Regions from separate parts of the Homo sapiens genome. Here region 2 is linked to region 1. A link is an interaction called in ENCODE POLR2A ChIA-PET data of the cell type or tissue named here. Cell type or tissue: OCI-LY7. All regions are shown on one strand. Links, peaks and the distances in the headings refer to the core of each region. The heading gives the core; the rest is flanking DNA.

Evidence for each region. Peaks named below come from ENCODE experiments on the same cell type or tissue, not always from the same donor. Only the 100,000 strongest peaks of a DNase experiment are listed, where the experiment ranks them.
Region 2: POLR2A ChIA-PET joins it to region 1 with 8 read pairs; 2 of 35 experiments call an interaction of 5 or more read pairs at or near these places.

The regions. Positions count from the first base shown.
Region 1 is chr3:142,091,645-142,099,715 of GRCh38, reverse strand. TFDP2 (transcription factor Dp-2) reads left to right here. Exons shown (of 13, transcript NM_001178139.2): 3 at 6,589-6,655. Among named protein-coding and RNA genes, the nearest start is that of TFDP2, 54 kb to the left of the region's middle. In OCI-LY7, for the core only: no CTCF peak of the experiment used is centred there; a DNase peak (open chromatin) is centred at 3,675; H3K4me3 peaks cover 2,442 bases; H3K27ac peaks cover 4,000 bases.
Region 2 is chr3:141,787,076-141,795,146 of GRCh38, reverse strand. All of the region lies in intron 4 of GRK7 (G protein-coupled receptor kinase 7), which reads right to left. Among named protein-coding and RNA genes, the nearest start is that of GRK7, 28 kb to the right of the region's middle. In OCI-LY7, for the core only: a CTCF peak has its summit at 5,688; no DNase peak of the experiment used is centred there.

The DNA.
Region 1 (8,071 bases), core at 1,899-5,898:
CTTTTTTTTTTTTTTTGAAATGGAGTCTTGCTCTGTTGCCCGGGCTGGAATACAATGGCACAATCTCAGCTCACTGCAACCTCTGCCTCCCAGGTTCAAGTGATTCTCCTGCCTCAGCCTCCCAAGTAGCTGGGATTACAGGCATGTGCACCATGCCCGGCTAATTTTGTATTTTTAGTAGAGACGGGGTTTCTCCATGTTGGTCAGGCTGGTCTCAAACTCCCGACCTCAGGTAATCTGCCTGCCTCAGCCTCCCAAAGTGCTGGGATTATAAGTGTGAGCCACCGCGCCTGGCCCGGGTCATTTCATATTAAAATCATTGTAAAGCAATGGGACTACATGTGATCATATAGTGAGTGCATGGATAGCAAATATATAAGGACCAAGGTCTGAGCACAGGGATTCTCCAACAAAAAGGTGGAAAGCAAGAGAAGCCATAAAGGACACTCAAAGAATGGGCAAAGACAGGAAGAAAAGAGTTATCCTGATGATCTGGAGGCCCAGGTGAAGAAAGTGTTTCAAGGGGAAGTGATCAATTGTGTCACATGTTACTGAGAAGTGACTCACAAACACAGAAGAGATTGTAGATAGGGAAGAGATTGCCCTCTTACAGAGGCATTACTAACCATGTATTCAAATATGTACATTTTAAATTTTCTCATTTTACATGTCTCTGATGACAACAGTTTTTTTGTGAAGAGTTACTTTTGTCTTATCCATGCTTTATTAGGTCTCTTATAGTTGCAAATGATCGAAACCCTATCAAAACAGCTTAACACAAAAAGTGGAATGTATTGACTTATATAATTGAAAAGTCTAGAGGCTGCTTCAAACACATCTAGATTCCAGGGATCAAACGATGATGTCAGGGGTCTGTCTTCTTCCATCTTTAGGCCTTCTGTATGGTGGCATAATGGCTTGCATTGGCCTCATAATACTTGTCTCAGAAGGAGAGAGAGAACTTTTGTGTTTTAAAGAGATGGAGTCTGGCTATGTTGCCCAGGCTGGTCTCAAACCCCTGACTTCAAGGGATCTGCCTGACTTGGCCTCCCATAGTGCTAGGATTACAGGTGTGAGCCACTGCACCTGGCCCCTTTTTAGTATTTATGTTTCAAAATCTACGGAGAAGTTTGAGTTGACCTTGCTTAAACTCCGTGGAGATGGAAGTGGGATACGGTAAGTGGCCAGGCTTTGAGTCATGAGCCCACTTTGAGCCTCTAAGATTAATTGTCTTACTAGAACTACATGAGATGTAGGATTGATCACTTTGCAAAAGGAAGAGGTGAGGAGCTGGCAACATATTTATTGTATCTGGGGTGAAATTGCTATCAAATAGTATCTAGTATCCAGTAATATTTTTCTAGACCAAAAATGCAGTTGTGTTCTAATTTAAGCAATAATACAGTAAATAATTTGAAATATAATTTTTGAGGGTTTTTTTTTTTTGCCTTGTCAATGAATCTTTAAGAAAAACATGTAGGCTGTAATACTCATTATGGAAAAATTAGAAAATACAGATAAAGAAAAGAAAAAATAGCCTAGAGACTGTCAGCAAAATTTTGCTTAGGAAGATATCTGATTTGTATACAAATTTGTATATGTAGCAATCAAAATGTATAGACATTGGCCCAGCGCGATGGCTCACGCCTGTAATCCGAGCACTTTGGGAGGCCAAGGCAGGCGATACTTGAGGTCAGGAGTTCGAGACCAGCCTGGCCAACATGGTAAAACCCCATCTCTACTAAAAATACAAAAATTAGCTGGGTGTGGTGGCAGTGTGCCTGTAATCCCAGCTACTTGGGCCAGAGGGGCTGAGGCAAGATAATCACTTGAACCTGGGAGGCAGAGGTTGCAGTGAGCCGAGATCGTGCCACTACACTCTAGCCTGGGCAATAGGGACTATAAATTGCTGGGTTTATGGACATGAGCCACCGTGCCTGGCTACTATTTAATTTCTGTGATGAATGCATTTTCTTATCTTGATATCTCTGGAACATCATTTTAAGTGTCTATTTTAGTTTAGTTTAGTTTGGGACAGGGTCTTGCTCTGTTGCCCCGGCTGGAGTGCAGTGGCATGATCATGGCTCACTGCAGCCTCCACCTCCTGGGCTCAAGCGATGCTCCCACCTCAGCCTCTCCAGTAGCGGAACTACAGGCACCTTGCCCACTTAATTTCTTCTTTTCTTTGTAGGGACAGGATCTCACTATGTTCCTTAAGGCTGGTCTCAAACTCTTGGGCTCAAGCAATCTTCCTGCCTTAGCCTCCCTAGGTGCTCCTATTACAGGCATGAGCCATGGTGCCTGGCCTAAGTGGCTATTTTATGTTATTTATTGTATGGATATTACACCAGTTTCCTAATATTGACCATTAAGTTACTTCTGCTTTTTTCCTTTTTGGAACATTTTGTCTGTTTTTGCTCACTCATCATATTATCTCCAGAAGAAAAATTCTATGAAATTACTGAGCCAAAGTGTGTATAATTTTTTAGAGCTTTTGATTCATATTGCTAAGATTGCACAGATTTATATATATACTTGTGGTATATGAAAGTGACATTTCTTTTTATATGTTTATAAATCTTTGCCAATTTAATCAGCAAAAAATGGTGTGCAATTTATTACATTTCTCTGATTACTAGTTAAGTAAACTAACATTCTGTATGTTTATTGGTCATTTGCATTTCTCTTTTGCATATGGTCTGTGTCAGGGTTGAAGTGTTGGAAGCCATTGCCATTTGGATGACAACCCACACTTAAATATTGCTTTGGCATATTAATAGATATATTTTTGCCAAATTAACAGATAAATTTACATAATCATTTGACTCGATCCTATGAGCTCTTTAGTTTGTCTTGCACATACGTTCTATCATTCCCATTTTGTAGTGACCGTTCCACGATCACCTTGCCTGTGAAAGGTAGAGCTTAACTGAGCACAGATGATCTTACTCTGAACATTTCAGTAATGTTATGTCAGTCAGAAATGTTGAATATCAATGAAATTACAATATTATTAGTCAATATGATCTGATTCTTAAAAATTGAACTTAAATACTTTGAATTCAGTAAACGCATAGTGACTGGTTATATAGTACACAACACAGCATTGGAATACCCACTATAGTAACCATTTTATATATATGTATCTTATAACATCATGTTTTATACCTTAAATACAGACAATACAATTTATTTTTAAAAATTGAGAAAAAAGAGAGGAATACTCAGCATATTTTCCTCAGGACATGATTAGGCAAAGAATTTAACATGAAATATGAGTTCACTTTTTTCTCTTGTTCATTGAAAGATAAGTCCTTTTTAAATAGGTAGAATAAGGGAAGAATGGCTAATATTTTAGGATGCTTTCGCTAGCCAACTTTTTCTACTCTCAAATAATACAGTTTTTTTGAATCTTTACAAAATGTTTATGATAGTAGAAATTAATACATATTTTGAAGTTTTAATTAAATATATTTTGGTTTTATATATAAGCTTTAAATACAAACACCTCCCCTCCATCTATGAGACTAAGATTAGCATGCAGTATGGACTCACAATTGACTTTTATCTTTTTGGAGTACAATTTGTTGGTTCTTAAGATGCAGGTGTACAGCTGCTTAAAAAGTTTCCACATTCGTTGGCTGTTTTACTCTGCAGAAGTTGGATATTAAGAGCAGGTGTTTAAGCATAACGGTAACCCAGTAACTGAACTCTCTATTATGAATATGTGGTTTTAGTTGAGGTTTTTGAGGTTTAGTTGAGGTTGTATAATAACAAAAAGGTATAAACTGATCCTTTTGAAGTTATTATAATACATGTATTTAAATGGTTATATTGTATCAAGCATGGAATTTATTAAAGGCTGTCTTTGCCTTCTTTGCTTTCTTTTTAAAGTAGAACACCAACAAGTTTTGCCTCTGTCATCTTCCTATAGCAGAAGAGTTTAAAAAGGAGGGGGGAGTTATTAGTAATGGCACAATAAACTCTTCAACAAATCAACAAGTTGGATATTTAACATTATTTGTGAGCAACTGAAGAGCCATAACATATAGTTATTTGTTGCAAATTTTGTTGGAAAGTATTGTCTTTATTTCTAACTGAAAAGTGATAAGAAGCTGGACAAAGTTAAGTATCTGCACTATTATCTACATAGAATTAAGAGGCCATTTTCTAGATGACTTAGTCTCAGCTACTGTCATAAAAATTTGATGATGATAGATTCTAGAGATTTGCATCAAAATCACTTGTTAGGATATGAAAAATATGTAAAAATATTACTGCTAACATACTTCTTGACAGAAAGAAACAGCTATTAGTAGAGCATTTGAATTCTTAGTAGAGCATTGAATTATCAAATAATGAAATAATTAGCTCTTACATTGATATTATAAACTATCAAATAATTGCTTATGAAAAATATAAATACAGCCAGGCGTGGTGGCTCACGCCTGTAATCCCAGTACTTTGGGAGGCCAAGACGGGTGGATCACTTGAGGACAGGAGTTTGAGACCAGCCTGACCAACATGGTGAAACCCTGTCTCTACTGAAAATACATAATTAGCTGGGCGTGGTGGTGGACGCCTGTAATCCCAGCTACTTGGGAGGTTGAGGCAGGAGAATTGCTTGAACCCGGGACGCAGAGGTTACAGTAAGCCGAGATTGTGCCACTGCACTCCAGCCTGAGCAACAAAAACGAAACTCCATCTGAAAAAAAAAAGAAGAAGAAAAATATAAGTAGTCAGTGTTTAGAACAATAAGTGGATAGTTATAAAGTTATAAAGCTTTGTGTGCTTTAAAATCTTTTCAGATTGCTGGAGATCTGATGTGCTGCACAGTGATGATAATTAATAGTACTGTATTGTGTGCTTGTAATTTGCTAAAAGGATAGATCTTAAATTGAATCTTCGCAACACACATATACACAATAATAGCTATATAGAGGTAATGGATATGTCAGCTTGACTGTGGTGATCATTTTACAATGTATACATATATCAAAACATCAAGATGTACACCTTAAGTGTATGCCATTTTTATATATCAATGATATCTCAGTAAAGGGGTTAAAAAATCCTTTCCATGTGGTAGTGTCTTGAAAGTATAGTTTGAGGGCTGGGCGTGGTGACTGATGCCTGTAATCCCAGCACTTTGGGAAGCTACGGTGGGCAGATCACTTGAGGTCAGGAGTTCGAGACCAGCCTGGCCAACATGGTGAAACCCCTTCTCTACTAAAAATACAAAAATTAGCTGGGCGTGGTGGCAGGTGCCTGTAATCCCAGCTACCTGGGAGGCTGAGGCAGGAGAATCACTTGAACCCGGGAGGCGGAGGTTGCAGTGAGCCAAGATGGTGCCATTGCACTCCAGCCTGGGCCACAAGAGTGAAACGCCATCTCAAAAAAAAAAAAAAAAGTACAGTTTGAGGTATCATACCACAAACTTGTGATGTTACAAGTTAGTGTAATGTAACAAAATTGTAATGTTTCAAGGTTACAAATCTTCAATGCTTACAAAAAGTATTTGATAGTAATAATAGAGCCAATTTTTGGATGTTTGCGTTCTGCCAAGTTTTCAAAAATTGAGGGTTTTTTTTCCTCCAGGCTTTGTAATATATTTCTGATATTCTGTTTGATGATATTCCTGTATTCAGCTCTGTGATGCCAAGTAGTGTAGTGGATATTACCTTAAATGAAATAAATTATCTAAAAGTGAATTCATAAATACTTGCTGTGGGTAGTCCCTCAAGTATAATACTGACAGTAACGTATGCTGACATGGATTGAGCAGTATGTGCCAAATCCTGTGCTATATGCTTTACATGAATTATCTCATTTAGTCTTTATAACAACCTGAATTGCTAAGTACTGGTATCACCCTCCAATTTACAGATGAGGAAATGCATGACTTGACCAAGGCCAAACCCCTAGTAGGCTTGATGGTCCAGAATATGAATCCAAGCAGTTGGACTTAAGGCCAATGTATTTTACTTCTGCATTGTGGTATTAATGGTCTTTATTTGATTCCTCACATGTCATAGTATTGAAAGCATTTTAGATAGTGATTAAGAATAGTACAAATTAAGGGCAACAGTGGGGATGGAATTTTGAAATATCTATTGGCAACTTCATGGCTGCCACATTACTTACTTGCTTTCAAAGAACTGTCAGTAAAATCTGTAAAATCTCAGTTCTGCTCATAAGTAATAGTATTTCATTAATTTTTATCTTAAGCTGGACAATTCATATTCCCCTCACCTTTTTTTTTTTTGAGACAGGGTCTCACTCTGTCATCCAGGCTGGAGTGCAGTGGCATGATCTCAGCTCACTGCAACACCTCTGCCTCCCAGGCTCAAGCAATCCTCCGACCTCAGCCTCCCAAGTAGTTGGGACTACAGGCAATATTCTTCCCCTTTTAAATAATATGTCAACATTTCATTTTAAAATAATACTCCTGTGGTTAATATAATTAATTCATTTGATGTGGCTATATATATTTGATATGGATGTCTGATGGAAGATATAAAATAGCTTGTTAAGTGAACACATACTACTTAATATTCTATTTTTAACTTTTTAAACGGTTTTATTCAGGTTGGTTTGACTTCCACAAATGCAGAAGTAAGAGGATTTATAGATCAGAATCTCAGTCCAACAAAAGGTAAGGATTATTGAATAAAATTTTTCTGAATTAAGTTAGTTTTATTGCATTTGTTTTGTAAAATATGCAGCTACATGAATTACTTTATGTATAATAATTTTATGATATTAGCACGTTGTTCCATGCCACATAACTTGTGCTGTATGAAAGTCATTTACCTCTGACAGACGGAGGATTTTTGTGTGTGATTTTTCTCTTTCCTAAGAGATCTCTAAGATCCCTTATCAATGATCTTATTACAATTGAAACTGTTCAGACCACTTTTTTCTTGATTTTCTTGTTTGACAATCCTACTTTCAAATGGTTTAAGTTGTAAGGAAGTACAGTAGAGAAAATACGTATATATGTGTTTTGTATATTTTATATACGTGTGTATGTGTGTATTTCTTTGACTAATATATGTCTTACTGGAAGAATGCTTATATCAGAAATCTGGCCCACTGGCTTGGTGCAGTGGCTCACACCTGTAATCCCAGCACTTTGGGAGGCCGAGGCAGAAGGATCACTTGAGCCCAGGAGTTTGAGACCAGCCTGGGTAACATAGTGAGACTCTGTCTTTACAAAAACTTAGCCGGGCATGGTGATGTGTACCTGTAGTCCCAGCTATTCAGGAGGCCAGTGTAGGAGGATTGCTTGAGCCTGGAAGGTTGAGGCTGCAGTGAGCCATAATCATGCCACTGTACTCCAGCCTGGGTGACAGAATGAGACCTTGTCTCAAAAGAAAAAAAAGTATTCTGACCCACCAGTACAAGAACTTACACAGGAACCAGCAGTATCTTTCAATATGTCTCTTTGAACAATATCTTGTGGTATATAGAGATACATGCTGAAATGTCTACGGATGAAATTATATGATGTCTGGAATTGGCTTCAAAATAATCCACTAGGAGAAGGAGGGTAAAGTGGGTGGTATTATAGATAAAACAATATTGTCTTAAGTTGATTATTTGTTTAAGTTAGGTAATATTTCTGTGGGGTTTCATTATTCCTTTCCTTTCTCTTTTGTGTGTATTTGAAATTTTTCATTATAAACTGTAGGAAAAAGATCTATTACAATACAAATAGCTATGAGAGAAACATCAGCTTCCTTAAAGGGTTTATGTCTAAGGTGGGAGACGTACTCTAGAGCAGAGGTCCCCAATTCCCAGGCTGTGAGCTCATGGCCTGTTAGGAACCAGGCTGCATAGCAGAAGGTGAGCGGCCAGCAAGTGAGCATTAGATTCTCATAGGAGGGCGAACCCTATTGTGAACTGCACATGGGAGGGATCTGGGTTGTGCAGTCCTTTAGAGAATTTAATGCCTGATTATCTGAGGTGGAACAGTTTCATCCTGAAACCATCCATCTCTCTCCACCCCCATCCATGGAAAAATTGTCTTCCACGAAACTGGTCCCTGGTACCAAAAAAGGTTGGGGAC
Region 2 (8,071 bases), core at 2,407-6,406, 310 kb after region 1:
TGTCTTTTAAGTCTTAGCTTGGTTGTCCCTTCCCCTTGGAAGCCCTTCCTGACCCTGTGACTCCAGGTCCTCATGTTGGGCTGGGTGCCCTTCCTATGTACCCAGCTCAGACAACCCTGATCACACCGTATTATCACTGCCCATGTCCTTGTCCATCCCTTTCCTCTCCTGGAACTTCATGAAGGCAGGCATTTGTTTGCCTGGTTCCCTGTTTAGTATTCAGGGTCTTTGTTTGCCTGGTTCCCTGTTTAGTACTCAGGGTCTAAGTCTGTGCTTGTGACACAGCCTTATCTAACAAATCATTCTTGACACCCCATCTCCCTTAACCCCGTATCCAAACCATCACTGAGGCCTATTCACTCTGAAATATTATATCGCCCCAATTCATCCACTGCGTTCTGTCTCCACTACTCCCTCTGTGGTCTGAGCCCCATCACCTCTTACCTGGATTACAAAGACCACAAACTACCTGAATCTCCTCCAATCTGTTTCACTTCACCTGGGGTAATCTTTTCAAAACAAAATTTGAAACATGTTGTCCCCTTCATGAAACCCTGCCACAGCTTTTCCAGTGATCAGAGACGATCACCCAAAGTCCTTAACATGGCCCATAATGCCAGGTTCCGTCTGGCCCCTGCCACCTCTCCATCTTCATTTGAACCACATTTCCTCTTACGATGTGCTTTTCATTTCCTGGCTTCCTTTTCATTTCCCCTAAAGCAAGAGATACTTGCCCAGACTATTCCCATGGCCTGAAATGCTCTTCCCCACCTGTGGGGGCTACTTGGCTCCAATCCCCTCTTCAGGTTCTTGGCCCCCACCCTCCAGCTGCTGGTGCCAGGCCAGTTTCCAGTGCCCATGGACAGGGCCCTGTGCTCAGAGGCATACCTTTACTGGGGTTTAATGCTGTTTGTAATCATTTATCTTTGAATTTGTGTCTTTTAAGTGAAGTCCAATAAGCCAATAGAGCCGTACTTGGAGCCTCAGCTCACACAGTCCCCCTCCTGCCACCTGCTTGCCTCCCCGGGATGGGTTCATGGCTGTCTGCTTCCCCACCTCCCACTTCTACCCCCACCCTCACCCAGTGACTATTGCCACTTTCTGCCTGGTAGGGGCCTGGACTCAGGTGCAGGGAGGGCTGGGGTCAGGCACATGCTTCCTCAGGTCCAGTCGTGGGTTGGAGCCCTGGGTGTCTGTGAGGGTCTCTACTCACTCTTTGAGTATCCCAGAGCCTGGGGAAGTATGACATTAAATAGCAAATCCAAACCCTATGGCTGGTTGAAAAATAGAGCATGAAAGGAGGCTTTTTCCCGATATTTGAAGAAGAGGCCCTATATTTTTATTTCACAGTGAGCCCCCAAATTTATGCAGCCATGCCTGGCTGGGGCCACTGCTTGCTGATGGCTCACAGCTGCACCCCTCCCTGGGAACTGCCTTCTGCAGCGGGGATGGCATCCCAGGCTTCCGCCCCCTTCTGGCAGCTACTCACAGTCACTGACTGCATCCTTAGGGATACACAAGTCTGGACCCCACCTCAATTTGGGCCAACTCAGAAGAGTCATCCCAACTCCAGAGCTCCCTGAAGGATGGCTGAGGTCTTAGTCCCCACCGCCTGCCGCACTAGGGGTGAGGTTCTCTCTGCCCAGTCCTGCCTTCCTCATGGCTGCATCTCAGGAGAGCACTCCTGAGTAGAAGAAACAAACTCAGTTTCTCCCACAATACTCTCAAAACACAAACCAGCCAGCAATCCATTCTGCAGCAGATGCGAGCTGGATGTCCTCTAATTCAAATCCATTATGACACTATCTCCTGGAGACAGTGCCAGGTCCTACAGGGTGAGGGCTCAGTCCCCAAGGCTGCCTCTAGGCTTTGAATGCCAGTGGCAAGTCCAGGCCTTCAAAACTTCTGACCCACCAGCTGTAAATTGAGGTCCCCACAAACCTCTCTTTGGGTTCAATTAATTTGCCACAGCAGCTCACAGAATGCAGGGAAACACTTATGTTTTCTGGTTTGTTATAAGGGATATTTTAAATGACACAAATAAGCAGCCAAATGAAGAGTCATACAGGACCAAGTCTGGAAGGGTCCCAAGTTCAGAAGCTTCTGTCCCCATGGAGCTGGGGTGAGCCACACTCCCAGCACGTGGATGTGTTCTTGTTCATCTTCCTGGAAGCCTCCACGTGATTGGCTATCAGGAAGCTCTCTGAACCCTGCCCTTTTGGGTTTTTATGGAGTCTTCATTACACAGGCATGATTGATAAAATCATTGGCCATTGGGGGATAGGCTGAAAGTCCTAACCCTCTAATCCTACCTTGGCTTTTCTGGTGACCAGTCTCCATCCTGCAGCTTCCTAGGGGCTGCCAGCCATCAGTCAACTCATTAATATACAAAAAGATGCTTTTCACTTTGAAGATTTGGAGTTGTATGCCAGAAAATGGGATGAAGACCAAACACATATTTCACAATATCATAGCTCCCCAATATCTTCCATGTGTAAATCTGTCTCAGTCTGTTTCCAGGGAGCCCAATCTGAGACACCACCGGAACCTCTTTGCTGAGTGAATTCCTTTCCTTCTAGTATCATGTAAGTTGAATTTCCCATGTGGTTTACTTTTTGATTTTCACATATTAAGTCAAATCCTCCTTGGAGAGCCCAATGTACCATGTCTTCCCAGCATTTATCATAAGTGATATTTAATACTTATTTGAATGATTATTAAGTTCCCTTTTTTTTTTTTTTTTGAGACAAAATCTTGCTCTGTTGCCCAGGTTGGAGTGCAGTGGCATGATCTCCACTCACTGCAGCCTCCGTCTCTTGGGTTCAAGCAATTCCCCTGCCTCAGCCTCCCGAGTAGCTGGGACTACAGGCATGTGCTACAATGCCCGGCTAATTTTTTGTATTTTTAGTAGAGACAGGGTTTCACCAGGTTGGCCAGGCTGGTCTCGAACTCCTGACCTCAAGTGATCTGTCCGCCTCGGCCTCCCAAAGTGCTGGGATTACAGGCATGAGCCACCACGCCCAGTCTGAATGTTTATTAAGTTCTATCTTCCCCACTAGACTGTAAGCTTCATGAAGGCAGGAATCATGTCCATTTTCTGCTCTTCCTTCTATCCCTCAATTTTTTTTTTTTTTTTTTTTTTTTAGATGGAGTCTCGCTCTGTCTCCCAGGCTGGAGTGCAATGGCATGATTTCGGCTCACTACAACCTCCGCCTCCCGGGTTCAAGCGATTCTCCTACCTCAGCTTCCCAAGTAGCTGGGATTATAGGGGCCCGCCACCACACCCAGCTAATTTTTGTATTTTTAGTAGATACAGGTTTTCACCATGTTGGCCAGGCTGGTCTGAAACTCCTGACCTCAAGTGATCTGCCCACCTTGGCCTCCCAAAGTGCTGGGATTACAGGCATGAGCCACGGCACCTGGCTATCCCTCATATTTAGAACAGTCCTGGCATGTGGGAAACACTTGATACATGTAAGTTGAATAAACAAGTGAGTGAGTGAGTGAATAAAGGCATGCCTTTTGGATGAAGGAATGTTAAAAGTAATTACAGACTGTAATGAATATTTTTGAATGCCCTTGGTAGTGGTAAATAATTTAAGAATAGATTTCAAATTTCTGTAGGGGTCAAAAGTTAGTAGGAATTAAATTTGGTCAATGCTGGTGGTAATCCTTTTGGTCAGGCCAAAGTGTGACCATGACTTCATGCCTCATGTGACCAGAATGCCTCTCCTGTATGTCTTTCTTAAGCTAGATCTCAGAAGTGAGCACTTAAAGAAAAAAAAAACTGGGGGGCATGGTCATGATGGTTGTGACATATGGAGGCATTAACTCCCAAGAAAACATGTTCAGAGGTCTTTTAAAAATCACCTTTCCAGTATGTCTCTAGCATTGTATTTGGTACAATAGATGCTTCGAAATAAATATAATACCAAACCTCTGTCTCCCATTATCCCTCTGAATGTGAGGAGTTGGTCAGAGACTTCAAGGCAGGACCAGGTATCTAAACATGTAACAAGCTTCTGGGTCACTATTCTAACCTCATTCCCATTCCTAACAAAATAGCAAATTTTAAAGACTCATATTGCATAATACCTGAAGGTCACTGCTCACCAAATAGAATTCTGAATTTAAAAAGTACAAGCATGATCCTCACTCCCCAATATTCCTATTATATTTACTTGGAATCTTTTACAATGATACAAACTAGTTTCACTGTGTGCATGTAGATGTCAACTGAGCACAGGCAGAAGTGCTTATCACATTTATTAAAAGTGCATGTTGACCGGGCGCGGTGGCTTACGCCTGTAATCCCAGCACTTTGAGAGGCCGAGGTGGGCAGATCACCTGAGGTCAGGAGTTCCAGACCAGCCTGGCCAACATGGTGAAACCCCGACTCTACTAAAAATACACAAATTAGCCGAGTGTGGTGGTGGGTGCCTATAATGACAGCTACTCAGGAGGCTGAGGCATGAGAATTGCTTGAACCCTGGAGGCAGAGGTCGCAGTGAGCCAAGATTGTGCCATTGCACTCCAGCCTGGGCAACAGAGCAAGACTCCATCTAAAAAAAAAAAAAAAAAAGTGCATGTAGACAGTGGCTGGAACATGTTTAATTGTGCTGCACCTATGGGTAAGAAGCTGGCTCTGAAATATTAATGGCCGTCATTCCCTGTGTAGGTGGGGCTGATCCTTTTCTGAAGTCTTCCTTTCTTAGAAGTTCAGCTAGGCTTGTGGTTGGTGTCCATATCAGACCAGACTGGGAAGATATGCTAATGTCATCACATGCACTTATTCTGTCTGAGTCTTACTAAGTGAAAAGCCTTTTATAGCATTAAAAACCATAATGCTGGCTGGGTGCGGTGGCTCAGGCCTGTAATCCCAGCACTTTGGGAGGCCGAGGCATGCAGATCATGTCAGGAGATCAAGACCACCCTGGTTAACTCGGTGAAACCCTGTCTCTACTAGAAGTATAAAAAATTAGCTGGGCGTGGTAGCATGCGCTTGTAATCCCAGCTACACGGCAGGCTGAGGCGGGAGAATCACTTGAACCTGGGAGACGGAGGTTGCAGTGAGCTGAGATCGTGCCACTGCACTCCTGCCTGGGCTACAGAGTGAGACTCTGTCTCAAACAAACAAACAAAAAAACATAAGGCTATATGTTGCCATGTGCATGAACTCAATAAGATGGAGTCAAAACTGTGAGCGCTTTTAAATCTGATGTGCCTGGAATCATATCACATACTAGTACTGTGACTTTGGGTCTCAATTTCCCTACCTGTACAATGGAGCTCAGAACAGTACCTAACTCAGAATCTTTTTGTAAAGGGTCCCAAGAGGCTCAGCTCATATGTAGAAAAGAGTTACCTACTTGGAACTCTTAGGTCTCATCATCCCGTGATTAAGGGGTCAGAAAGGTTTTAAACTTTTCAAACCATTGAGGTAACAGCAGTTATTAGGGGCCTCCACTGTTTTGTGTTTTTTTTTTTTTTGCCCATTTGGCATCCAGTCCCCATCTTTTGCATTGTGATTTTCCTGTGGGGAACACATTCTTCTGCTCTCGATCCATGAGATTTACGTGGGACAGACCTTCCTCTGGCTCCTGGGACAGGCAGTGATCTAGTCTCGGCCAATGGGATTGGTTGTGGTTGGACATGTGACCTGAGTTGTCCAGTGAGCGCCCTCTCTGGGAACTGTGAAGGAACTATTCATAAAGAAAATGTTTTCCCTCTGTGGGAGTGGTTCAGTTGGTAGGAAGTGTATGGGGCGACTGGTGGCTCCCGTGCAGGGAGTACCTGCCTGAGAGTGAGGGCAACACAGAGAAGAGCGAAGCTGGGAAACAGAGACAGAGACTCCCAGGGACACTGCTCAGACACCTGGATCAGGCCAGGGCTTCCTAGTTATGTAAACCGTTAATTTCATTTTTCTGAAGTAACATAGTTCTGTCCCATAATAACTCTGATTGATAGTCCAGTAAATCACAGTAACCTACTCTATCTGTTCATCTTTTGAGTTTAAAACTTCTTTCCTCCTAGGCCAGGTGCAGTGGCTCACACCTGCAATCCCAGTACTTTAGGAGGCTGAGGCAAGTTGATCACATGAGGCCAGGAGTTCAAGACTAGCTTGGCCAACATGGTGAAATCCCATCTCTACTAAAAATACAAAAATTAGCCAGGCATGGTGGCGCTTGAACCTCAGCCAGGCGTAGTAGTGCTTGAACGTGAGAGGTAGAGGTTTCAGTGAGCTGAGATCACACCACTGCACTCCAGCCTGGGCGACAGAATGAGACTTTGTTTCAAACCAGCAAACTTCTTTCCTCCAGATAATTCAAAGACTATCTCATAGACTCAAAAGTGGTAGCAATTGCAGAGACGTCTTAAGGCCCACTTGAGAGGGCAGACATGGTGAATGAGTGATGAAGCTGGGACAAGAGCTCAGGTTTCAGCCTCCCAGGCCAATGCTCTTCAGCCCCGGCATCTCCTTGCGTGTCTGCCTCAGTCTCTCAAACCTGGGCAGACCTGCTCCTTTCCATCCTTGAAGCACCTCCCGGAGTCACTACCCAGCTACCAGCTGCCAGAAGACCCCACGGGGCAGAAGTCACCGTGTTCTAGGAGCTGTTCTCTGTCCCCTAGCCCTCCACTGAGGACAGCCCCATTTTAAGAGAAGCATGTAAAGGTCTGGATCTTGATGGAGCCCAGGTAAGAGGCCAGGGGGCTGAGCTCTGTTTAGAGCCCAGGACCCAGCCTCAGGCCCGCATTACCTCATATGCAGATTATTACAGTAGCTCTTGGTGGGTTCCCGTTTCTCCCCAGCTCTAGTCTCTTTCTCTTTCATTTTAGATAGTGTCAGAATCATCTTCCTAAGGAATCACTCTGGTCATGGCACTTTCTTGTTCAAAAACCTTCAATGGCTCCCTACTGCCTGTAGAACAACATCCAAAGTACTTTACCCAGTGTCCTTCAGTGGCGAGAAAGGGCCTGTGCCCCCCCAGGGAGGCACAGCTCATACCCAGGGAAGAGTTACCCACTTGGAAGACTCATGTCCAAAGTTCTAAATTCAATTACAGCCTCCAGTTCTATTAAAATAGGCAGTAGGTATTATTTGTTTTTGTTCTCGTTTTTTGTTTGTTTGTTTGTTTAGAGACAAGGTCTTGCTCTGTCACTCAGGCTGGAGTGCAGTGGTGTGATCACGGCTACCTGCAGCCTCAAACTCCCAGGCTCAAGCAATCCTCCTGCCTCAGCCTCCTGAGTAGCTGGGATTACAGGTGCATACCATCATGCCCAGGTAATTTTTTTTTTTTTTTTTAAGAGACAAAGTCTTGCTATGTTGCCTAGACTGGTCTCAAACTTCTGGCCTCAAGGGATTCTCCCACCTTGGCTTCCCAAAGTGTTGGGATTACAGGCGTGAGTCACAGCACCTGACTGGTGGTAGGTATTCTGATTCCTGTGAGAAAGGAAAATATTATCCCTCTAACAGTGTCCAGCACCTTGATATCTTCTCTATTAATTTTTTTTTTTTTTTTTTGAGGCAGAGTCTCACTTTGTTGCCCAGGCTGGAGTGCAGTGGCGCAATCTTGGCTCACTGCAACCTTCTGCCTCCCAGGTTCAAGCAATTCTCCTGCCTCAGCCACTTGAGTAGCTGGGATTACAGGTGCCTGCCATCATATCTGGCTAATTTTTGTATTTTTAGTAGAGATGAGGTTTCACCATGTTGGCCAGGCTGGTCTCAAGCTCCTGACCTCAGGTGATCCACCCGCCTCAGCCTCCCAAACTGCTGGGATTATAGGCATCAGCCATAGCACCCAGCCCTTCTCCACTAATTTTGATGCTACCCTACAATATTTCTCTGGCTACCTTCCTTTATTAACTATTTGTATGAGTTTTCTACTGATGTGTAACAAATTACCACAAACTTAGTAACTTAAAACAGTTCATTTATTAGCTTGCAGTTCCGTAGGTCAGAAGTTCTGGCACAGCATGGCAGGGCTCTTTGGTCATGGACTCACAAGGCTAATAAAATGGAGATGTTGGTCAGGCTACATTCTGATCTGGAGCCCAAGGTCCTCTTCCAAGT